3 separate regions of the Homo sapiens genome follow, and all the other regions are linked to region 2. The links are chromatin loops, found by intact Hi-C in ENCODE. Cell type or tissue: PC-3. All regions are shown on one strand.

Evidence for each region. A loop is a pair of places that touch in the nucleus more often than their neighbours do. Peaks named below come from ENCODE experiments on the same cell type or tissue, not always from the same donor. Only the 100,000 strongest peaks of a DNase experiment are listed, where the experiment ranks them.
Region 1: it touches region 2 in a loop (11-fold over the local background); 4 of 110 quality-filtered maps call a loop at or near these places.
Region 3: it touches region 2 in a loop (6-fold over the local background); 2 of 110 quality-filtered maps call a loop at or near these places.

Annotation. Positions count from the first base shown.
Region 1 is chr10:114,005,798-114,013,797 of GRCh38, forward strand. LOC105378492 (a long non-coding RNA gene) reads left to right here and starts at 2,394. Exons shown (of 3, transcript XR_946332.1): 1 at 2,394-2,478. In PC-3, no CTCF peak of the experiment used is centred here; no DNase peak of the experiment used is centred here; H3K27ac peaks cover 733 bases.
Region 2 is chr10:113,955,139-113,963,138 of GRCh38, forward strand. It overlaps LOC124902507 (a long non-coding RNA gene), which reads right to left and starts at 5,504. Exons shown (of 2, transcript XR_007062296.1): 1 at 4,328-5,504; 2 at 2,224-2,544. RefSeq lists enhancers at 3,526-4,026, 5,503-5,792. In PC-3, no CTCF peak of the experiment used is centred here; a DNase peak (open chromatin) is centred at 3,743; H3K4me3 peaks cover 657 bases; H3K27ac peaks cover 2,054 bases.
Region 3 is chr10:113,891,433-113,899,432 of GRCh38, forward strand. NHLRC2 (NHL repeat containing 2) reads left to right here. Exons shown (of 11, transcript NM_198514.4): 6 at 6,678-6,777. Among named protein-coding and RNA genes, the nearest start is that of NHLRC2, 41 kb to the left of the region's middle. In PC-3, no CTCF peak of the experiment used is centred here; a DNase peak (open chromatin) is centred at 3,779.

The DNA of each region.
Region 1 (8,000 bases), 51 kb after region 2:
TTCATTTCAAATTTTCCCAAAGGTACTTGAATAGCACATGTACCCATTCCTGAAAATTTCAGAACATCTTGGTTTGAAACAATGTTTACACTGATCTACCTGAGAGAGTGGGTACCTATTTGCTTCAGACACACAAACACTGTCAATATTCCTAAGAAGGAAAAATGAGAGGGACCTATGCCCACAAAAAGAAAGCCATTTCTTTTCTTTTTTTTTTTTTTTTGACAGAGTTTTGCTCTTGTTGCCTGGGCTGGAGTGCAATGGTGCAATCTCGGCTCACTGCAACCTCTGCTTCCCGGGTTCAAGCGATTCTCCTGCTTCAGCCTCCCAAGTAGCTGGGATTACAGGTGCCAGCCACCACACCCTGCTAATTTTTGTATTTTTTTAGTAGAGATGGGGTTTCTCCATGTTGGCCAGGCTGGTCTTGAACTCCTGACCTCAGGTGATCCACCTTGGCCTCGGCCTCCCAAACTGCTGGGATTACAGGCGTGAGCCACCACGCCTGGCCAAGAAAGCCACCACACACTTGCTATGACTTTGTATAAGCAGCTCAAGATCTCAGTGTCTCTACTTGCCTTTGTCTCTCCTACTCTCAGCGTTGCTATTACAACAAGAAAAATCATTTCCAAGATGTTACCTTATTTTGGAGAAAGTGTCACATACATAAATCCACACCAATATAGAAAAAGTCTGACACTGAATAATGAGAGATTTGTATGTCTTAGGAGTGTCTGAATTGATTCTCTTAATAGAGTGAACTATAGTTATAATGAGGGTTCGAAGGGTGGCCTTCTTGAATTATATATAAATATATGTTGGAGCAAATATTTAAGAAAGTTTTAATATCTTAATTAGAAGCTACTTTGACTCGAAAGATTAAACATAGTTATCATAGGACTTAGTAATTCCACTCCCAGATATATACCAGAATTGAAAACACACATCCACACCAAGATTTGTATGCAAATGTCCACAGCATTATTATTCATAATAGCCAAAAAGTAGAGACAACCCACATGTTTATCAACTGGTGAGTGGATGAAGCATATGTGGTATATTTATATAATGGAGTATTATTCGGCAATATAAAGAAATGAAGTTCTGATACATGCTGCCACATGGATGAACCTTGAAAGCACTTAGTCTACTACGTGAAAGAAGCCAGTGACAAAGGACCACAATTATATTATTTCTATTATATGACATCTCCAGAATAGGCAAACCTGTAGAGAGAAAGTAGATTGGTGGTTCCTTAAGGCTGGAGGTGATGAAGGGCACGGAGGATTAGGGAGTAATGGTTAAGGGATACAGGCTTTCTTGTAGCTATGATGACAATGTTCTATAATTGTGGCAATGATTGTGCAACCTTGTGATATACTAAAAGCCACTGAATTGTACTTTTTAAATGAGTAAGTAGTATTATATGTGAATTATATCTCAATAAAGTTGTTAAAAGCAATAATTACAGCCCACTGTCCCTAAATTATTATTTATTTATTTATTTTAGAGGCAGGATCTTGCTCTGTCACCCAGGCTGGAGTGCAGTGGCACAGTCACAGCTCACTGCAACCTCAAACTCCTGGGCTCAAGGGATCCTCCCACCTTGGCCTCCCAAAGTGCTGGCATTACAGCTGTGAGCCACCACGCCCAGCCTTCTTTCCATTTTTAGAGGAGGGTTCAGGATGTTAATTTAATCAAGACTGAGTTGTTAAATGCCATCATAAATATTTATTTGTTTTTAGTTTATTATTACCATTATTTTGTAGAGATAGAGTCTAACTATGTTGCCCAAGCTTGTCTTGAACTCCCGGCCTCAAGCAATCCTCCCACCTCAGCCTCGCAAAGTGCTAGGATTACAGACATGAGCCGCCATGCCCATCCTAGATTTTTTTAGTGATATGAAATCAGTTAACAGAGTTGATTAAACAGTTGATGTTTATAAACTGGTGGGTCGCATTGCTGAGGCTTTTATTCGTGTGCTTATTTGTAATTACCTTCCTTGACCTGCCTCTAGGGTGAACTTTTAACATTAGTCAAGAAGTTGCCATTTTCAGGCTGTCTTTGTCAGTTTGGACTGTACTAGTACCATAGACTGGGTGGCTTATAAACAGAAATTTCTCATAGTTCTGATGGCTGGCAGTCTGAGATCAGGGTGCCAGCATGGTTGAGTTCTGGCAAGCACCCTCTTCTAGGTTGCACTGCTGACTTATTGTATCCTCATGTGGAGGAAAGAGGGCAGGAAAGTTCTCTGGAATTCCTTTCATAAGGGCACCAATCCCATTCATGAGGGCTGTACCCTCATGACCCAATTACCTCACAAAGGCCCCTTCTCCTAATATCATCACATTAGGGGTTTGTGTTTTAACACGGGGATTTGAAGAGGATGTGTTTAGTCTAAAACAAAAGCTAGGCATTTTCTGCACCTTTGAGGATTTACCTAGCCGGGTCCTCCAGAAGACAGAGCAATCTACCTGTCAGGTATTTATGGTCTTTCTCCACTGGATAGCCTTTTCTTTTGTATTTTAAAATATTTATATTTATTCCTCACTTATGAATACAATGTCACTTTGATTAAAAATTGTGTTCTTACAATGGAGCTGTTCAATCACCATGGCAGAGCAGTCTTGACCATGTCTTCTTGTCACCCACTCAGCTGTAACTAAACTCTCCGGTATGATCTGAACTTGACCTTCAGACAATGACAGCCCAAGCATGTTGTTGGTTTAATGTCATGTCAGAGCTGTGACCAACAATAGCCATAATTGTGTCCAAACAGTCAACAATGTCAAACAAGACTCTCAAGGGTACATTGTGCTGGTAAAACTGAGTTTGATGACATTGGCTGCTCTGTCTAGCAAACGTTCTGGATTCATTTTTATTTTGAAGTTTTACTCCTCTAAGTGTTTCTATAGGAGTATTTTACATTTTAACCTTGTTCAGTCTCTGTGTTCAAGGTTGACAATCATTTTAATGGTCTAGGTTGCATCCATTTTGGTAAAGGAAAGCGACTTGTTTCCAAAGTCTCCAAAGACTATGGTGCTTTTTACCCACACACGGTGGCTTTTTGGAAGAATTCCAGAGAACATATTGTCATTATTGATAAAACAAACGAACAAACAAAATTATATTCCCCAGAGTCATTGCAAGCGTATCTTTCATGGTTATAGATTTTAACAACCTTGAGTTAAATTATTGTTGCACAATCCCACATTGATCCATGCAGTAAAAAAGACACATAAATCATAAGAAATATTCTAAATATTTCAAAAGAGAAGATGCATAGGCCAATGACAGGGTTTATATTTAGGAAATATGAATGTAACAATTCCCATAGAATCGTCAGTGCTGTGCTCACCAAGAAAATGGCCATTTTAAGTGGTATAAAATACCACTTGCACTGAATGATTGACTTGATTTTCCTTTGGTAATAACTTTGGTAATAACTTTCCTTTGGTCTGTTATGTTAACACAAGGAAGTGTGTCACTAGCTTTTGTTTTGTTTGTAGTTTAAGTGTTCCATACAATAGCAAACTAGGAACGCATTTTATTGGGGAGGAAGAGTAATTTATTCTTTTCCGTAAAACTCAAACCACGATGAATTCCAAGTTCCCCAAAATAATTTTTGTGTAGATGATAAACAAGCAGTGGAATTCCAAGGCATGAATCACTTATCTGTTTGAGTAAGTTGTCAGGAGCTCTAAAGCATTGGAGAATGGGGGCTGCTGTGGGTGATGGATTGGAAGATGGGTCGCCCCAACTTTGGATACACAGCAGTGAGCAAGGGTGGGCTCTGGAAGTGCAGCAGGTACATATGACAAGTAGGGAAAGCTTCAGAGTGAAAAAAATGTAAATACGACAATGAATTATTGAACTTAGACACATATTCCAGCAAAAGAAGCAGGTGGCTGCATTTCCATCTTGAATCAGTGAGAAACAAAACAAATGATTCATCAACCTGTGGTCTCTGGGAGGAGCAGTGAGTTGGAGACTGCCAGTCAGCCATGCTCTTAACACCTGTGACAAGTGAAGACCCAGTCAAGGGTCAAGGGCCAAAGGTCAAGGATCTCTGGACAGCTAAAACCCTTAAACAAAAGTCCTAGGAATGCTATGCTAGATTTCCTCTATGCACCAAAACTAACCCACCTCACTTTCTTTTAAAATAATTGATAACATTGAATTTTCCTGAATATAAGAATAACATGCATTGTAGAAAAAAAGACAAGTGTAAAAAAAATTACATATACTTTTTCTGCTCTGAAATAATTACCTTTAACAGTGTAGCATTTGTCTTTATAGTTTCTGTACAGATATAGTTATGACACAATTGGAACCATGATAAATATCCAGTTTTGTATCCTGCTTTTTCACTTACTGAAAAACCACTTAATATTATATTGTGAGCATTTCTCCACATCATAAATAGCCTTAGAAACATGATTTTTAATGGCTGCAGAACATTCTATTCCATGAATGTATCATACTTAACTATATCCCTACCTTAGGCATTCAGATTGTTTTTGACTTTTCATCATTATGAATGGTTCTGTCATGAACATTCTTCCTCACTTATTTTTAACAACCCAGGGCAGAGGAATCTTTGTGTTCAGTGTGGATAAAATTGCTAACATGGTCAGAAAAACGATGGCACATACTTAGGCAGGAGTTTCAAAATACTTCATCCACCAAAGATTTAGATCTGGGTGCTCTGGAGATGGCATTTCCAGTGAATAAGCACACAACCAGCCAACCTTTGCTCAACATTTTATGTCTAGATTCCAACTTGTCTTGAAATAAGGCCAGTCAACAACTTGCTTCCTCTAAGGGGTAACCAAGCCTCATGTACATGTAGTAGCACAAACATCCCTGATGAAGCATGACAGCACATGTCAGATGCCCAGGATGAGTGACTGCGGCAAAATGGTGAAGAAGGGAAAAGGGGCCTGTTGGCTCCAGCCTGATTTATTCATGTATTTAATTAGTGGTAAAACATACATAACATGACATTTACCATTTTAACCATTTTTAAGTGTACAATCAGTGCCATCAGGCACAGTCACATTGTTGTGCAACCATCACCACTATCCTGTTCCAGAACTTTTCATCATCCCAAACAGAAACTCTGTACCTATTAAACAATAATTCCCCCATTTCCCCCTCTCCCCAGCCCCTGCTAACCATCATTTTACTTTCTGTCTCTTTACATTTGGCCGGGTGCAGTGGCTCACGCCTGTAATCCCAGCACTTTGGGAGGCCTAGGTGGGAGGATCACCTGAGGTCAGGAGTTCGAGACCAGCCTGGTCAACATGGTAAAACCTCGTCTCTACTAAAAATACAAAATTAGCTGGGCATAGTGGCAGGCACCTGTAATCCCAGCTACTCAGGAGGCTGAGGCAGGAGAATCACTTGAAACCAGGAGGTGGAGGTTGCAGTGAGCTGAGATCAAGCCATTGCACTCTAGCCTGGGAAACAAGAGGGAAACGCCATCTCAAAAAAAAAGTTGTCTTATTCTAGCTACCTCATATGAGTGAAATCATACCATATTTGTTCCTTCATGTCAGGCTTATTTTACTTATTTCACAAGGATGACTATTTGCAACACCGATCAGAATTTCATTTCTTTTTAAGACTGAATATTATCCCATTTTACGTGTATATCACATTTTGTTCATCCATTTACCTATTGATGGATATTTGGGTCGCTTCCACTTTGGAACTATTGTAAAAAATGCTGCAATGAATATTCGTGTGCAAATACCTGTTTGATACCCTGCTTTTGATTCTTTGGGGTATATTCCTAGGAGTGGAATTACTGGATCATATGACAATTCTAAGTTTAATTTTTTGAGGAACTGTGAAGCCGTTTTTCACAGTGGCTGCATCAGTCTCCTCTCCTATCAGCAGTGCAGGAGGGGTCCATATCCTTTGACAACTCTTGCCTATTTTCTTTCTCTTTTTTCTTTTCTTTTCTTTTTTTTTTTTTTTTTTTTTTTTTTTTTGAGACAGAGTCTCGCTCTGTCGCCCATGCTGGAGTGCAGTGGCGCAATCTCCGCTCACTGTAAGCTCCTCCTCCCGGGTTCACGCCATTCTCTTGCCTCAGCCTCCCGAATAGCTGGGACTGCAGGCGCCCGCCACCGTGCCCGGCTAATTTTGTTTTTGTATTTTTAGTAGAGACGGGGTTTCACCGTGTTAGCCAGGATGGTCTCGATCTCCTGACCTTGTGATCTGCCTGCCTCAGCCTCCCAAAGTGCTGGGATTACAGGCATGAGCCACCGCGCCTGGCCCTTTCTATTTTATTTTATTTTATTTTTTAAATAGTAGCCATCCTCATGGGTGTGAAGTGGTGTCTCACTGTGGTTTTGATTTGTTTTTCCCTCATGACTAATGAGGCTGAACATCTTTCCATGTGCTTATTGACCATTTGTCTTTTTTTTTTTTTTTTTTTTTTTTTTTTTTTTTTTTTTGAGACGGAGTCTAGCTCTGTCGCCCAGGCTGGAGTGCAGTGGTGCGACCTTGGCTCACTGCAAGCTCCACCTCCCGGGCTCACGCCATTCTCCTGCCTCAGCCTCTCTTGCAGCTGGTACTACTGCCGCCCGCCACCATGCCCAGCTAATTTTTTTTGTATTTTAGTAGAAACGTGGTTTCACTGTGGAAGCCAGGATGGTCTCGATCTCCTGAGCTCATGATGCACCCGCCTCGGCCTCCCCAAGTGCTGGGATTACAGGCGTGAGCCCCCGCGCCCGGCCTTATCTATCTTTTTTGAAGAACTGTCCACTGTTTTTTAATTGGGTTGCTTGAGGAAGCTGCTGTGCTTGGGACATACAGACACCCAGCAGCTGGGTGCTTTCCACACAGAGCGCTTGTTGGCAAGGAACACTGATTCCCCAAAAATGCACAATTCAGAAGGGAGTTATTATGAGGCAAAGGGGGCTCCTCCTGGGATCCTGACACGGGAAGTTCTGTGGGCCTCCAGGGACCCGGAAAGGCGTCAGGCCGCTACCCTGTCCCTGCCCCTCTCTCTGGGGCTGTGTGGTCTTGTCTCCGCCTCTCCCTGCACGTCTGCTCCCCCAACCCACCCACCAATGGCAGGCAAGAGCTTCATCCCTGCTCCCCACCCTTAGCTGCTGGCTTCCCATGACACAAGCCCAGGCCTCATCTTCACATGACCCCAGGGCTCCAGGGTCCCCCAGTAGACTCAGGCTTCTCTGTCCCTTCATTCGGAATTTGTCCTCTGAGGTCAGAAGCCTTTCCTGACCCAATCAGCTGTGGTCATAGGGCCAGTCGCTGAAGGCAAATACTGTCAAGCCGGGTCCTGATTTCAGCAAGGGCTGTGGGAGGGGAGCACTTCAAATAAGGGTACATCATGGGTGGGCAATGATGGCTGTGCTTAGCACACAGAGGAGAAATGTAAAGCTTTCCAACCGTCTAATATCCCATTACTTACTATATCCACCTCTCAAACCCCCGAGAGCATTTGACATTGGATATTATTTGCCCTTGGCTTGATGTATTGTCTTTCAGGATAACGCGGCTGTCATGCTCAGAAGGCATCTTTGGATGTGGATGTGACAATGGCGTGCCCAATGCGGAGAACAATTTCCACTTCCATTCCAAAGACTGGATACCGAGCTAAGCTAGGCAAACTTGCTTGATTCAGAGTATTTCCACGTGAACCTGCTGCCAGCTGGTCTCCTTAGCGCTACATGCAAGCTATAGTCTCTTCTCATCTTTTCATTTGGTTCGAAGGGAAAAAGGCAATCATCTTACTTTTAGGGTAGTCAGAACCTGTGGAAGCCAAACAGCAGGGTGATGTACGCCCACAGCCTCTAGAGTCAGCCTATGTGAAACCCAAATACACTTGTGAAACACTAAATTTTTATCATTATTTACAGGTTATTGATGACCTGTAGTGCACACAATAAGTGATGACGCCTTGTACTTAGAACAAGAGGCTATTAGAAATGAATTCATTTCTTTGAAATGTAAACCAAGGATAAATCACA
Region 2 (8,000 bases):
TTTCTGGCAGACTGTTAAGGCTGATGCTCTTGCAGGGCCTTTTCAGAAATCCCCCGCTGGCCCCTCTCCCCTGTGAGGGGGAGTTCCCTTGATGGGGCAAATACATCTCCATCCCCAATGGCCCCCTCGTCAACCTGAGACACTTCCAGGTTACCCCCCAGTGTCCCACAGCTGGGGCCTCCTGGACCAGACACATCATGGTCTCTTAGTCCATTCCTGCTGTTATTAACACAATACCACAGAGTGGGTAATTGATCAGCAATGATAATTTATATCCTACAATTTTGAAGGCTGGGAAGCCCAAGATCAAGGCCCTAGTGGGTTTATGTCTGGTGGGGGCTGTCCTCTGCTTCCAAGATGGCACCTTGTCTCTTCGTCCTTTGGAGGGGACGAATGCTCTGTCCCCGACAGAAGGGCTGAAGGGCAAAAAGGGGGGCCTAACTAGTTCCCTTCAGCCCTTTTATAAGGCACTAATCACATCCTTGAGGGGTGGAGCCTCATGGCCTAATCGTCTCCTAAAGGCACCACCTCTCTCAATACTGTTGCTTTGGGGATGAAGTTTCAACATGAATTTGGAGGCACACAAATATTCAGACCATAGTAGCCCTACAGCTGCCTTCCTGCTCCCGCAGATGTGGGGAGCAGGGAATCCCCAGTCCAGCAGCTCCCTAGCACCTCCAAAACACTTAGTCCTCTCCGGCCTTCAGATTTTTTTCACAGCACTTAGACCCCAGTCCATGGAGACAGAGGCCAGCCTTCAGGGTCTCCCAATGGCATTAACACATTGTCAAAGCTCTCAAGGCTCCTCTGGAAATCTTCCTGGATTACACTCTGGGGAGGGGTAGGCGGGACTCACAGCACAGCCCCGTGTTGCACTATCACAGCTCACTGCAGTCTCAAACTCCTGGGTTCAAGCCATTCTCTGCCTCTGTCTCCAGCTTAGACGGGACTACAGGTGTGTGCTATCGAGAACTAAGTCTCTAAAAGTAGGATTTCAGATAACAGCTGTTGTCTGGTAAGGGAGAGTTCCTTCACAGCAGCCCTTTCGATGTCTGCCACAGGGCCAGGCATGGTGCAATCCCAGCACTTTGAGAAGTCAAAGCGGGAGGATCACTCTTCTATATCCTGCCTTGTCTTCCTTATCATCTTTCCCTGCTAACACAGAGATCTCTCTCATTTGTCTAATAGCTGGTTGTATTCCTTTGTTAGTTAATGTATTTATCAATTCCCTATTGAAGGCTTTGAAGCATTACTTTTTCTACAAGTGATATGGTTTGGCTGTGTCCCCACCCAAATCTCGTCTTGAACTGTGGCTCCCATAATTCCCATGTGTTGTGGGAGGGACCCAGTGGGAGACAATTGAATCATGGGGAGGTTTCCCCCATACTGTTCTCCTGGTAGTAAAAAAGTCTCACGAGATCTGATGGTTTTATAAGGGGAAACCCCTTTTGCTTGGTTCTCTCTCTTCCCTGCCACCCTTTAAGATGTGCCTTTTGCCTTCTGCCATGATTGTGAGGCCTCCCCAGGCACTTGGCACCGTGAGTCCATTAAACCTCTTTTTCTTTATAAATTACCCGAAGTCTGGTATGTCTTTATCAGCAGCGTGAAAACGGACTGATAACGACAAATCAATTTTTTTTTTTTTTGAGACAGTGTCTCACACTGTTACCCAGGCTGGAGTGCAGTCACATGGTCACAATCACGGCTCACTGCGGCCTCAACCTTCCGGGGTCAAGCAATCCTCCCACCTCAGCTTCCCAGGTAGTGGGGATTACAAGCACATGCCACCATGCCTGGCTAATTTTTTGTGCTTTGGATGGGGAAAGAGTTAACATCTGAGAAGATAAAAGTAGAATCTGAAAGGAGGGAAGCAACAGAGAATCTGGAAATGTGGCAGGGCCAGGGCAGGGTTGGGTTTGGAGTGGGAGGCGTGTGGAGACAGGTTTGGGAACAGCCTCAGTAGGGGAGAAGTTGGAATCTGGAAGAATTTGGAAACAGGTTTCTGAAGGGCTTCAGGGCCTTTATGCTTTTTTTTGCTTATTTCTTTTTGAGCCTTTCTCTTAGGTTTGGGAGTTTGCCAAAGGAATGTGCTCTGCAAGTAAGTCAACAAATAGTTCCCGAGGATCTGCTCTATGAAAAGCCCAAATTGTCTTTGAAAAGCATGCACTGTTTAAAAATGTTATACTGTGGTAAAACATACATAACATAAAATTTGCCATCGACTATTTTTTGAGCAATATTTTTAATGATGCGTAATAGACGTACAGAGTTTCAGGGCTTCCATCAACCATTTTTAAGTGCACGGCTCAGTTGTGTTAAGTATAGTCACACTGTTATACAACCCATCTCCAAAGCGTTTCCATCACCATTGAACAACAGTTCTCCATTTTCCTCCCCCTGGACCCCGGCAACCGCCTTCTAGCTTCTGTTTCTATGAGTTTGGTTACTCTAGATACCTCATGGAAGTGGGGTCATTCAGTCGTTGTCTTCGTGTTGCAGAGCAAGCATTTTTAAGTCCTGCTATGTGTCCATCACTGTGTATGACTCCGAAATAGAAAAGGAGGATCGTTAAAAATGGATCTTTTTTTCACTACCACTGTGATCAGCAAAACTGGGAAAAGGGCAGACCTTGGCTGTGGCCTCTCACATTGCCCCAGTCCATGGCATGAGCGTCTCACCCAAACTTCTATTCTGGCCCTAACTTTCCTCCCTGCCCCCATCCAATGCTGCCTGGACCAGCTGTCACACTGGACTCTGGGACAAATTAATTCACGTGAAACTGCTAATGGCTGACACAGTAATAAGTCAGATTGTGTTTCAACATAAAGATTTAAATCTCTTTTTAACAAAAATATAGAGAAGGGGGTCTCACTATGTTGCTCAGGCTGGTCTCAAACTCCTGGGCTCAAGTGATCCTCCTGCCTCAGTCTCCCAAGTAGCTAGAACTATAGTTGTGTGCCACCAAGAACTAAATCTCTAAAACTGGAACTTCAGATGACAGCAGTAGCCTGGTAAGGGAGAGCCCGTTCACAGTAGTCCTTTAGGTGTCTGCACAAAGCAAATGGGTTTCTCTCTGCCCATCATTGTAAGCCTGTGACCCTTGGGACAAAACACTTTGCCTCATAGGTGCATCCTAGGAAGAATCCATCCTACTAAAGTTGCCATCAACTGGCAGAGCACTCAACTGGCAGTGGTGTGACCTGCTGTCTCCCTGCTCTGTGCTGGAGTGGAGCCTCTGTGATCTGCCTCTGCCACAGGCAAAGTTCTCAGGGAAACTAGAGAAACTGGACTGACTTGGGGGAACCATTTATGACACCAGGTAAAAGACCATGGAATCCAGGCTCTTCAGGGCCATCGCTGTAGGGGCCTACTTCCTGTCTTAGTTCAGGTTCTAGAAGCAGAGCCTAAGACAGGGATTCCGGGGCATGTGATTTCTCCAGGGAGCGCCCTTCAGGAAAAACCTCCACGAGCATTAGGGAAGGACGGGCCAAGCAAGGATGGATCTTGGGTAAAGCCGAGCTGTGACCTGAGGCCCAAGGGCCGCTGGGGCATTTCCACAGGGCAGTCACACCGTCCTTCAGAGAAGGGGGCTGGCCTTTGTGCCTCCTCAACAGTTAGCCTCTGGCTGCAGTAGCAGGGCTAACCTCCCAGGTCACAGCAGCTTGGGACAAAGTCCCTGCCTGGTAAAAGATCTGGCTGGTTCTTTCAGGGGAACGTAACATCTGCATGACTCATGCGTGCAAACCACCCACACGCTAGGAATCTGAAGTGGTTGCTCCTAGAAACAGAAATAAACGACCATCCAGTGATGAAGAGTTTTCCCCAGCAAAGAGACAACTCCAGGGAAGAGCTTTCCAGTGTGAGTACAGAGATTGTGGTTTAAGGTAACTAATGATTTGCATAAAGCCAACTTCCATATTACCTGACACATGGTAAAATATGGACACAGTGCTTTTTGAGAGGTAGAGAAAAATAACTCAGTACACAACTTTACTGCCTGTAAAACCCAACACCAGAAAATTCCCTCCAATAAGAATCGGCACCAGACAGGCGTTGAAATATTTAGCATCTTCTGAGATGTAATTACTACTCCGCTGTGTGCATCTGTGTTTGCTGTCCCCTCCGAATGGAACAGGATGTGATTTCACTGAATTGGCAGATTTATCCACCTGGCTTTTGAGCAGTTGGTCATTTTTCAGCCTGGTGGTGAATGCCTTTCCCCATACCCCCAGCACACAGGCAGGCACCCTCCGCCCCCAGCTCCCAAATCCAAGAGAAAAACTCAAAGAGAACTCAACCGAGGGTGGATGGTTTTTCTGTCAGTTACCTGCTTTCTGTTCCTTCCAGAACCTACAACGGCCGTGACACTGGGGGCAGATCAGGAGTCTATAAATGACATATGACTAAGAAGCAGAGGGATACCAGCTGCTTATTGACAAAATGGGTGGCTCCCAGTGAGGCGTGGAAGGACAGAACTGGCCCAGACCAGCTGGGAGGCCTTGGCACATACAACAGAGCCTGCTGGGTCACAGCACAGCCATTGTCATCCTGTGAAACGTGAACCTGACCTTCTACCCAACAAGTTAATATCTCATATGGGTTTCTCCTTGGTTTCTTGCAGGATTTATACTTATCAAGGTAGCACTGATTTCAAGGAAGTAGCTTCTCTGTTTCTTTATGGCTGAATACTGTGTCAACTAGTGGTTTGCCCAACCCAGAAATTCAGGGTGATGAGACTGTGCCCTTTAGGGTGGGGTGCACCCTTCAAACTCCTGCATCTTGTGGGCAGATGGGCTTCAGTCCCAAGGAGTTAGCCTCTTTGGGGTACACATCCGGTGCTGGGGCCAGGGAAAGAATCCAGGTTCCCTAATCACACGAAAAAGGTACCTCCTCCTCTGCCAAAGTTCACTGTCAACTCTGTCCCAGGGTCCCAATAGCGCTAACATAAGCCCCCCTCCACCAGTGTAGAATGGTGGGTCATAAGGTGCTGGCAGGGATGTGGAGATCAGCCAGCTCAGGAGGCTTCACACTGGCTTTGGCTTACAGTCTTTAAATAAAAGTAAAATGTAAAGATGAGGCAGCTCAGGTCAGTGCAGAGGGGAGACCTGACTCCTGCTCACTCACCCACCCCCGTCCACAGGCCCCAGGGGAGCTCCGTGGGTGCCCCTGGAATCCCTCAGCACTTTGGAAAGCACTGAGCCAATGCAATCCTCCTTCTGCACACGGAGAGACTCAGACCTGAAAGGGAAAGCCACGGGGGGTGGGTCCTGGGTCCTTCTCGCCACCCTATGCAGTTGGCCTCCTGGCCCGCACGCTTCAGAAGGCTCCTGTTGGAGCCCTGTCCCTTCCCCAGGTCAAGTCCTCTCCCTGGTCACTGCTCCACACCAAGTGCCAGGCCTGGTTTTTATTGTTCTCAGACTCAGTTCCTGCCTCTTTATCCCCATAAGCCCAAGGCCCCCTGCAAGCCCTTTTCCCCACCTGTGTGTGTTCTGCAAGGGAGGCACCTGAGCTGGGGCAGCGACTATTTACCTTGTTGAGGCAAAGGACAAGCGTGACTTCCTTTGTTTGATGTTGCTACGTTATTAGAAAAAATAAAACCACAGGCCCAACAAAGAGGTTTCAGATATGACTGGATGGCACCATCTCCCAGGGCCATGGGGGTTGAGGCCAGAGCCCAGGCTAGGTGATGAGAACCACCAGGACACAAAGACAGCAGACTCTGTGATGTCGACACAGAAAAATGACAAGGGGATGACGTCACTCTCCTGGAAGCTTCGGAGTCCACCTGCCTCCCTAACGAGGCATTTCTTAAGGCCTGAAATGGCTAAGGCCTCACCCCGCTGAGTCCTTCCTTTTCTTACGTCCTGTGCTCTCTCTTCGCTTCCCCGCCCTCTGCTCTCCACCTTTGCCCTGTCACTTGTTTCCCTGCTCCCTGCTCCTTGCACCCACTCCTTCTGTCTGTATCTGGCCTCCACATGTCTATTCTCTGCCTTTTCTTGTTGCCTGTCTTTTCCTTCTGTGCTTCTATCCTGCCCTTCTTTCTGTTTCTCCTTTAGCTGTGTGCATGAACACACTTACTTGCACACAAGCACATACAATGCAGGTATGCACATGCGTACACAATCCCACACAAGTTTACACTCAGAGAACTACACACAACCACACGCAGAAGCATGTGCACATGCATGCCCACATGCACACACAATGCATGTGTGCACACACACGATCATCCACAATCAAATACAGTCCCGCATAGACAATCTCATACAGCTTATGCTCACGCAGTCACACACACACACACACACACACACACACACACTCACTCACTCACCTCTCTCTAGACCAAGCTAAGTAAACTCAGAAGAGACCTGCTTTTAACCCACAGGCTTGTTGACGCCTCTTTGTACTAAGAGTGATTAGCAACCACAGGAGTGTCTCAGCTAATTAAATAAGTCTGAAGCCGGGGACCAAGAAGCTAGGAGTCCTCTTGTATAAAACTGGTTCCAGCCATGGCACCCCCTGGAAAGGAGCTTCCTGTCTCAGTCATTTGAGCAGGTGGCGACTTCAGCAGCTGCAGCTAGACTGCTAAGAGATGGGACTCCCCATAACTTTTGAAGACGGTTGTGGTTAGAGTTTGGAGGCCTACTTTGGTTTTGATCTTCGGAGACTGGGTTTAGAAAGGAAGCATTATTTTGAGAAGGGAGATCGTAATCACACTGGCTTTTTTGATTGACGTCTGCAGTCTGGCTTAAAGGGTTCCTTGGGAGAAATGCAGGGTTTGCTACTTAAGCTGAAAGCAGGCTGGTAGGTCTACCAGGTCAAAGAACAGAAACTAAGGGATTCTGAGTTTTCATCGTGGCCCTGCTGCTACAAATCAGCTGCTTGACGCAAAAGTCAACTGACTTCTCAAGGCCTCAAATGACCTAGTCTTACCATGTCAGTATCCTAATAGTCCATTGCCTAACTAAAAATTTTGTGCAGAAAATAATTGATCAGGGTTGAAAAGTAACAAACAGGAAGTTACAAACCATTCTTATTTCTTTTTAATGTATTTGAGGCAAACAGAATGGTTTAGGATTCCCTGTTAGATGGTAGTTTGAGGACATTTATTGTGAAGACAAGCAGACTTTCAACTAAAGTGACCATGGTGCCTGAGCACTTTATCAGGAAAAGTAGTCTGATAAGAATAAGGAAAGTAGGACAGAATCTAAAATTGGGAACTTTCCAGAGAATCTGCAATATGTGGTAGTTTTCTGAAATTCAGTCATCGCCAAGGGCAATGATGTAGTATTGGATAATAATTAGTGCCCAAAATAAGTTCTCCCACATATCACAAAAATGTTAAATAAAGTTTAATGTACTCCATTTAAGCAGAAAGGAATAATAAGAACATAATCTCTCTCTGTATATATGATGAAATATATATGGAGAGAAATATGGAGAGATATATGGAGTTATAATACATATATATGATTTAGACAGAATTTAATCTTCCTATGGATTAAAAATGTTCATCTGGCCGGGTGCGATGGTTCACACCTATAATCCCAGTGCTTTGGGAGGCTGAGGCAGGAATATCACTTGAGGCCCAGGGTTCTAGACCAGCCTGGGCAACATAGCAAGATCTCCATCTCTACACAAAAATAAAAAATTAGCTGAGAGAGATGGTGCACACCTGTAAGGCTGAGGCGAGAGGACCACTTGAGCCCAGGAGTTTGAGGCTGCAGTGAACTACTTCACATCACTGTACTCCAGCCTGGATGACAAAGTGAGACTCAGTGTCTCTCTCTCTCTCTCTCTCTCTATATATATATATATATGTATATATATATATATCTATCTTACAAAATGTTTAAAATAAAAAATGTTTGGGTCCTAAACAGGCAAACCCTCATCTCTGTGGAAAAACTCATATATCACCATGACATATTTTGCAAGAGTCCCAAGTAGCAGAGATTTCCCCATATGCAATTCATAAGCAATTCTCAAGTGCCTAGTAG
Region 3 (8,000 bases), 64 kb before region 2:
TGTATAAAACAATAGAGGCTGAGATAAATAGTACTTATGTTATAATTATGAAAGATTGAGTCAATTTGGTCAGGAGCTGAGCTGGGCCTTGGTTTTATTATTGCTATGTCAATGCACCACATGTTTTAAATTCCTCTAGCTGGGCAGTTGTTGCCTTCTGATTTTGCCTCAGTACATGGGCCTAGATTAGCTGGAGGGTTTTCTTAGTGTTAGTGCTCTACCCTCAGCTTTCAGTCGTCCCTGTACAATGAAGCCACATGGTGGTTCCCTCTCTCCACTCTTGCAGCCGTCCCAGGGATAGACTGCTACTCGTTGTTATTCTGCCCCAGGCTTGTGTTGTGTATGGGGATGTTCTCTGTTGTTCAGCCTCAGCCTTGGGAAGGCCCTGAGTGCCTAGGCCTTGAGGAAAGGATGTGGGGAGCTTTTTCATTGTTGCTGTTCCTCTCTCTGGCAGCCAGAATCTGTCTTGTGTCTGTGATTGGTTTGGGGAGCCTCCTGTTTCTCCCCTAGCAGAATGAGAACTCTGCTTGGTGTCAGTAGAGCATTTTTTCATCTACCTTTTCCACAGCTGTAAATGGTATTTTCCTGTGCTCTGTGGAAAGTGACAGGCTTTGCTGCCCTTCCCTAGTGGCTTAAGACTTTGATTCATAAGAGGTTTAGAGACTTTGTAGAAACAAATCTGTGTAGAAGCACTGATGGAGAATTTCACGGATGCTCTTAGGAGGGTTCTAGTCATAGGTACTTAAAATGACAGAATTTTTTTAAAGCTGGATTTCAGGTAATTTTCATGTTGATATTTCTTTTGTTGATTTTATTTGTTTTCTAAAAATATGTCTAATCTCTACTGATAATTATGAGTGAGTTTTGCCTTTAAAAATATTTTCAGAACCTTTTCAGCCTCTGTCATTGTCGTTTTAAAAAATTTTTAATTTGTGATTGTTGAAAGTCAGTAATATTAAGTGCACTCTTTTTTGTAATTTTACCTTCTATTTGAGATTGGGAGGTATGTATGAGGTTTGTTGTGTAGGTGTAAGTATACTCTTAATTTAAAATGGAAATGTTCATGATTACCACATTCTTTTTAGAGGGAACAAATCTAATACCCATACTCAGTGATGGAACTGTGTGCTTTGGAGGCCACACTCCAGGATGAACAGTTGTAAATTGTTAATATGACTCTTGTTACTTTGATAGACATTATAAATGCCAGCCCTCTTTTTTTTTTTTTAACTTTCATTTTGTTTACAAAAACAAACTCTTCAGTGCTCAGGGTAAAAATTTCTGGAGAAGTGGTCTAGCACGGTGGCTGTGAGCAAGGACTCTGGAGCCAGACCAGCTAGGTTTGCAGCTCCACATCTTAGTAGTTGTGTGACTTTGGACAAGTTTCATAGCCTCTTTATACCTCAACTTCCCCATCTAAATTGATGATACAAATAGTGCCTACCTGAAAGGCTTACCATGAGGATAAGAATTAATATATGTAAAGCACTTAGAACAGTGTCTGGTGCATAGAAAGCATAATATAATATACATGTTTGCTATTATCACTGTTTTCTATAAGATAAGAATTTTGTCATAAAGTGTCATGAACAGATGCTGATGATCTGAACCAAACCAAAAATGGGAAGGCAAGGGACTAGAAAATAACTTTAAAGACATTATCCAACCATAGACCATTCCCAGGGGTACAGGGAGAGAAAGGCAGAGGGGTAAACCTCACTATGCATCCCGGAGTAGGAGGCTGTGGGTACATTTAATCAGATCCCTGTTTCTGATCACAGACAGAAATGCACTTGAGTACTTGTTACCAGAGCTAAGTCTGCATGGGTCAGAGGCAGAAGGAGGGTGAAAAACGGGCAAGTAGAGAACTGAACCAAATAGTTCCTTCATTCTCATCAGAACACTCATAATCTAGAGTCAGATTCACTAATGAAGTCGTTTTCCAAGTTTAGCTGGGTGAATTTCAGCAAATTATTTAGCCTCTTTGAAGCTGGCTTTTTATAAAATGAAGATGATGATAATAAGACTTGTTAAGGTTGTTAAATTGAAGGAAATAATCCACGTAAAATTATTAGCTCGGTGCCATCAACACAGAAAGTGACCTGGGTGATGATTATCATTATCCTCATAAGTTGGTATGTAGAATTCCAAACACCTGAACCCTGACCTGACACTGCTGCTGCTTCTCTACTTTTTCTCTTTCCTCGGGCATCTGAAGGAAATAAGTACACAGAGACCAAAACTAAACCAATGCCCATACTTTATCTATCACTGGGAAGCTTTTGCCTTATTATAGTAAGCCCCAGCTGAGCTAGACCGACCTGTTTGGAGAACTAGATAACAAAGTTAAATTTGATCTTTCACTCAGCTATGCACCAACATAGCTCTCCTTTGCCAAGACAGAGGCTCTAAAAGCAAGCTAAGAAAAGCAAATGTTTTTGTTCCTAAAGCTTAGAGCTAAATTTGCCTAACTCACCCTTATGAGATTTTCTTAGAGTGGGACATTGATGTGAAAGAGAAAGAAAAATGCAGTTTTCAAGGTGGGAACAGGATGACAAACCAGTTCAGAAGGAATTCTTGCAGTAATCCCTGATAGTGGCTTAGGTCAAGGTGGAGGTGGTGAGAAGTGGTCAGATTTTGAATATATTTTGAATAAGGAGCCTACATAATTTGCTGATGGATCATGTGTGACATGTGAGAAAAAGGAGGAATTAAAGATGACTCCAAGGCTTATGACCTGAGAAGCTAAAAGGATGGAGTCCTTTTATTTTCATTTACTTGGTCAACCTTCCAGTCTTGTTACCCATAAGGTCCTAACATTGGCTGGAGCTGACTTTTCAATCAAGATAAGTTGTATAAAAATATCTGTCTATATTTCTCTCAATAATGATTCTTAGTGTAGAAGGCTTATAAATCTTTTTTACCCTTAGGTGTTTGATGTTTTTGAATGTCGTTATAAATTTTCTTGTATATTTGCTGCTGTAAACCGATAAAAGAATTTATCCTTGCTTATTGACCCTGTACCCAACAACATTGCTAAATTCCTGTATAAAATTGTGAAGATTTTGTGTGCATAGTTATGTCATCTGCTAATAACTACAGTTTTATTTCTAATCTTTTTGTGCTTTGCTTCTTTTTCCTTCTTTGTTGCACAAACTAGGACCTCCATAAGGTGTTAAATAGAAGTGTTGATAGTAGGTATCTTTGTCTCATTTTTATTCTCGGGGATGTTTGTAGGATTTTGTTCTTAAGTAGGATGTTTGCTGTGACTTTCTTAAAAATGTTCTTTATAAGATTAAATAAATTGCCTTCTGATCCTAGTTTGCTGAGTTTTTATCATGAATGGAAGCTTGTTGGAGATGTTGAAAGGCTTTATTGTTATGTGTGGCTTTGGAGTTCTCAGCCCTATCAGATCCCAGATCCCCTTCCTATAATACATTTTATGAAAAGCCTCCTTTACCATACCTAAAGTGAAATTCATAGGTAGTATAATCCACCTGTGCTATATATTGATATATACATAATATAAATATAGAGAAGAAATAAGCATAATTTATAATAAAATAGTGTAGTCATTATGTAAGTGATCTGGCATGACTATATTATCATATGATATATTACCCATCAAATATCCACAGCATTTTTTAGGGTGGGCTGCCACTCCCATTCAGCATCATTGTTTGAGAGGATAATAGTACAGGTTCACATCTATAGCAGACTTCTGGGATTAGAGATGAATCATTAGTACTATTAGGAAATACCAACCATCATTAGGATAGCTTTAGGGCTTTTTTTCTTTTTTTGTGGTTTCTAGGGGAAAGTTTACTCATTCAACAAATACCTACTGAGCATTTGGCATGTGCCAGGCACTATTCTATGTGCTGCTAATAAAACTGTGAATAAAACAAAGCTGCTGGCCTCTTAGACCTTATGCTCAGTAGAGGAGAAAGGCAGTAAATTAATAAATATGTAACATGTAAGATAGTGATAAATTCTACAGTGAAAAATAGGCAAGGTAAGGAGCTAAGAATGATGGGTGTGTGGTATTAGATAAGGGGAGTAGGGAAGAAGCTTGAGCAGAGATCTGAATGTTCATATCTGGATGTAAGCTTTCTAGGATGAGAAAGGAGGGAGCACACTAAGGTATAGAAGTTGAAAGACAGCAAATTATTTAGCACCTAACATGATGCCTGGCACCATGTTAGGTGCTTTGCTTACACTGTTTTATTCCTTCCAGTAATCTTATGTAGAGAGTGATGATGTGCTCATTTTACAGATGAGGAAATGGAGGCACACACATTAGAAAGTGATGTAGCTACTACAATTCAAATCCAGACCCACCTGGTTCCAAAGCTAAGGAATTGGTGAAGGAATGCTTTCAGGAGCCCTCTTCTTTTAGTGGTCTATCACATTACCATAGGAGTAATTACATTTCATTGAGAAAAATGGGAGAACTGGGTAGAGGACTTGAAAACATAATCATTTACATTTTTTCATGTAGCATTTTAAAAATATTTGAACCTCCACAATGAGATACCATCTCACACCAGTTAGAATGGCGATCATTAAAAAGTCAGGAAACAGCAGGTGCTGGAGAGGATGTGGAGAAATAGGAACACTTTTACACTGTTGGTGGGACTGTAAACTAGTTCAACCATTGTGGAAGTCAGTGTGGCGATTCCTCAGGGATCTAGAACTAGAAATACCATTTGACCCAGCAATCCTATTACTGGGTATATACCCAAAGGACTATAAATCATGCTACTATAAAGACACATGCACGTGTATGTTTATTGCGGCATTATTCACAATAGCAAAGACTTGGAACCAACTCAAATGTCCAACAATGATAGACTGGATTAAGAAAATGTGGCACATATACACCATGGAATACTATGCAGCCATAAAAAAGGATGAGTTCATGTCCTTTGTAGGGACATGGATGAAATTGGAAATCATCATTCTCAGTAAACTATGGCAAGAACAAAAAACCAAACACCGCATATTCTCACTCATAGGTGGGAATTGAACAATGAGAACACATGGACACAGGAAGGGGAACATAACACTCTGGGGACTGTTGTGGGGTGGGGGGAGGGGGGAGGGATAGCATTGGGAGATATACCAAATGCTAGATGATGAGTTAGTGGGTGCAGCGCACCAGCATGGCACATGTATACAAATGTAACTAACCTGCACGTTGTGCACATGTACCCTAAAACTTAAAGTGTAATAATAATAAATAAATAAATAAAAGAAAAAAAAGTATTTGAACTGGCTGGGCATGGTGGCTCATGAGCGCCTGTAATCCTAGCACTTTGGGAGGCTGAGGTGGGCAGATCACGAGGTTAGGAGATCGAGACCATCCTGGCTAACACAGTGAAACCCCGTCTCTACTAAAAATACAAAAAATTAGCCGGGCATGGTGGCGGGTGCCTGTAGTCCCAGCTACTCGGGAGGCTGAGGCAGGAGAATGGCATGAACCTGGGAGGCGGAGCTTGCAGTGAGCCGAGATTGCTCCACTGCACTCCAGCCTGGGGGACGGAGTGAGACTCCGCCTCAAAAAAAAAAAAAAAAATTTTGAACCAATAAATGCTTTGAAATATTGTGAATGGAAAACATTCCAAATTAAGTTAGAATGAATAAGATTATTCATTTTCGTGGGCTTTCCATGTTTTTATTTCTCTTACCTACTGAAGTTTTTGTTTTGCTTGGTCATTTCCATAGTTGATAATATCATTGACTATGCAGGAACATAAAAGTCATTTTCATTGTTTAATACTAAAAGTTTATTATCTTAGATTTATGGTAGATTTAACAGAAATAAGCAATTCTAAACTGAGTGCTTTCTTAGGTACCAAATATGATCTGTTGGTAATACATGCATTATTAATACTCACTGTAAAATTAATGAACTTCTTAAGTGGAAGAGGTTGTATTATACTTTTTACCCTCTATGGTGTCTATTGAAGGGCTGTTCAGTTTGTAAATGTATTTATGTTTTCCTAGTACAAATATGTAAAATTAAGGTCCAGATTCACTAAATGATCATGGCTAACATTTGAGTGATATTGCCTCCAAGCATTACTCTAAGTGCATCGTGTGCTTTGAGCCTTTTATTTGGATGCCAGTATATGTAACATAACAGAATATTTTATGAGCTTAGGTTTCCTGTTCATTTTCGTAGTCCCGGGTTGTGGCTCTAGAATAACTGAAACATTGTGGTATGCTAAAAATTAATTGTGGAAAGCTTTTGATGTAGTTTTAAGGTGATTAAGCAGAGACAGTCCCCAGAATATATGTGTGCCAGTGTCACTTTTAATAGTTTATGTCATGTAAAATAAGAAATCAGATGTTTAAAACATTGTTAATGCTCGTTGTAAAATTAACAAACTGCTGAGGCAGAGTTCAGATGCAGAGATGCAGAGGACTTACTGCTGGTAAGAATACTTTGGATTCCTGTGAAATTGTTGTGGGTAAAATTACAAGTCTAACAAAGTAAACCTTTCACAAGAAAACAAAATTTTCAAAGATAACTTGAAACATTGCAGATATTTTTATTTATCAGATGATTCACAAACATATTGTTATCCTCCATAAATTTAACATTTTAAAACCATTGGAGTGTTTGTATTAACCAGATATGTATATAATAATAATGATTTATTTTTATAAAGGTTCAGAGGTCCAAAGAGGTGACATTTTATGGATAGCCATGGCAGGGACTCATCAGATATGGGCACTCCTGCTGGACTCTGGCAAACTGCCAAAGAAAAAGTAAGTGACAGCCTCTCTCTTTGAGTAGACTGTACTACTTGGTGTTCATATAATTTCTTTTTTCAAAATCACCATCCTCACTGTACCAGTCAGGATGTGCTAGGTTGTACTGCCATAGCACACAACGCAGATTCTCAGTGACTTAAAACAAGGCGTGTTTATTGCTCACTCACATGGGTTCACTGGGGAGCACTCCTCTGTTGCCCAGGCTGATGAAACAGCCTGGAGCTTTCGGGAGCTTCGCCAGTCATCCTGGCACAGTGAGAGAGAAAGAGGTAGTAAGTCACTCACTGACTGTTAAAATTTCTACTCAGAAGTGACACACGTCACTTCTACTTACATTTTATCAGCCAGAGTAAGTCTTAGGGCCACACTTCACTTCATGGAACCTGCAAAGAATCATTCTCCTTACTGTCTAGAAAGAGAACTAAGAATATTCAGTGGACCCTTATCTTTTAAGACATAGTTGAACTATCTCTAATCATTCATTCAAACAGTTGAATACCACATAGCAGAGTGCTTAATAACTCAGTTTTTGTAGTCAGGCCTGAGGTTGAATCCTGGCTCTGCCATTTACTATCTGTGTGAGTTTAGGAGAGCCACTTTAACTTTCAAAGCCTCAGTTTCCTTATTTATATTACCTCATAGGCTTGCTTTGAGAATTAATAATATATGTGGAGAGCTTGGCATAGTACCTAACATGTACAGTAAACATAGGTAGCTTTGCTGTCACAAGGATATAAGGATGAAAGGGTAGTGTCTGCAAAGTTTCTCATATTTTTTTTCCTTAGACCCTTTCCTCTTCCCCCAATACCCCAGGCAGAACTGGCCATACTCTTCTCTGTGACCTCACTGTACCTGGTGTATAGTTACATCACTGCACTAAGTTTTCCTGCCCCAACCCGCTGCCCCTTCCTCTTTCTCTCTCTTCTCTCCTTTTGATTGTTTTTATTTTTAGCCATTTCCTCCTACTAGTCTCTTAAAGGAAAGGATCCTCTCCCATTCATTTTTCTGTCCCTTGTACCTAGCACAGTATTTGGTACCTAAGAGGAGCTCAGTAACGGTTTGAGGATAAATGAATAAAAGCCGTTAACCGGAAAGGCTGTCACGTAGCCATGGAAAATGATCATTGCAAGTTACCGTTATTAATAGAAAGCTGCTTTTATATAGATCCTTCAAAATAGCAGATATTCCAAATAGTGTGTATGTTTGTGCATGTTGCT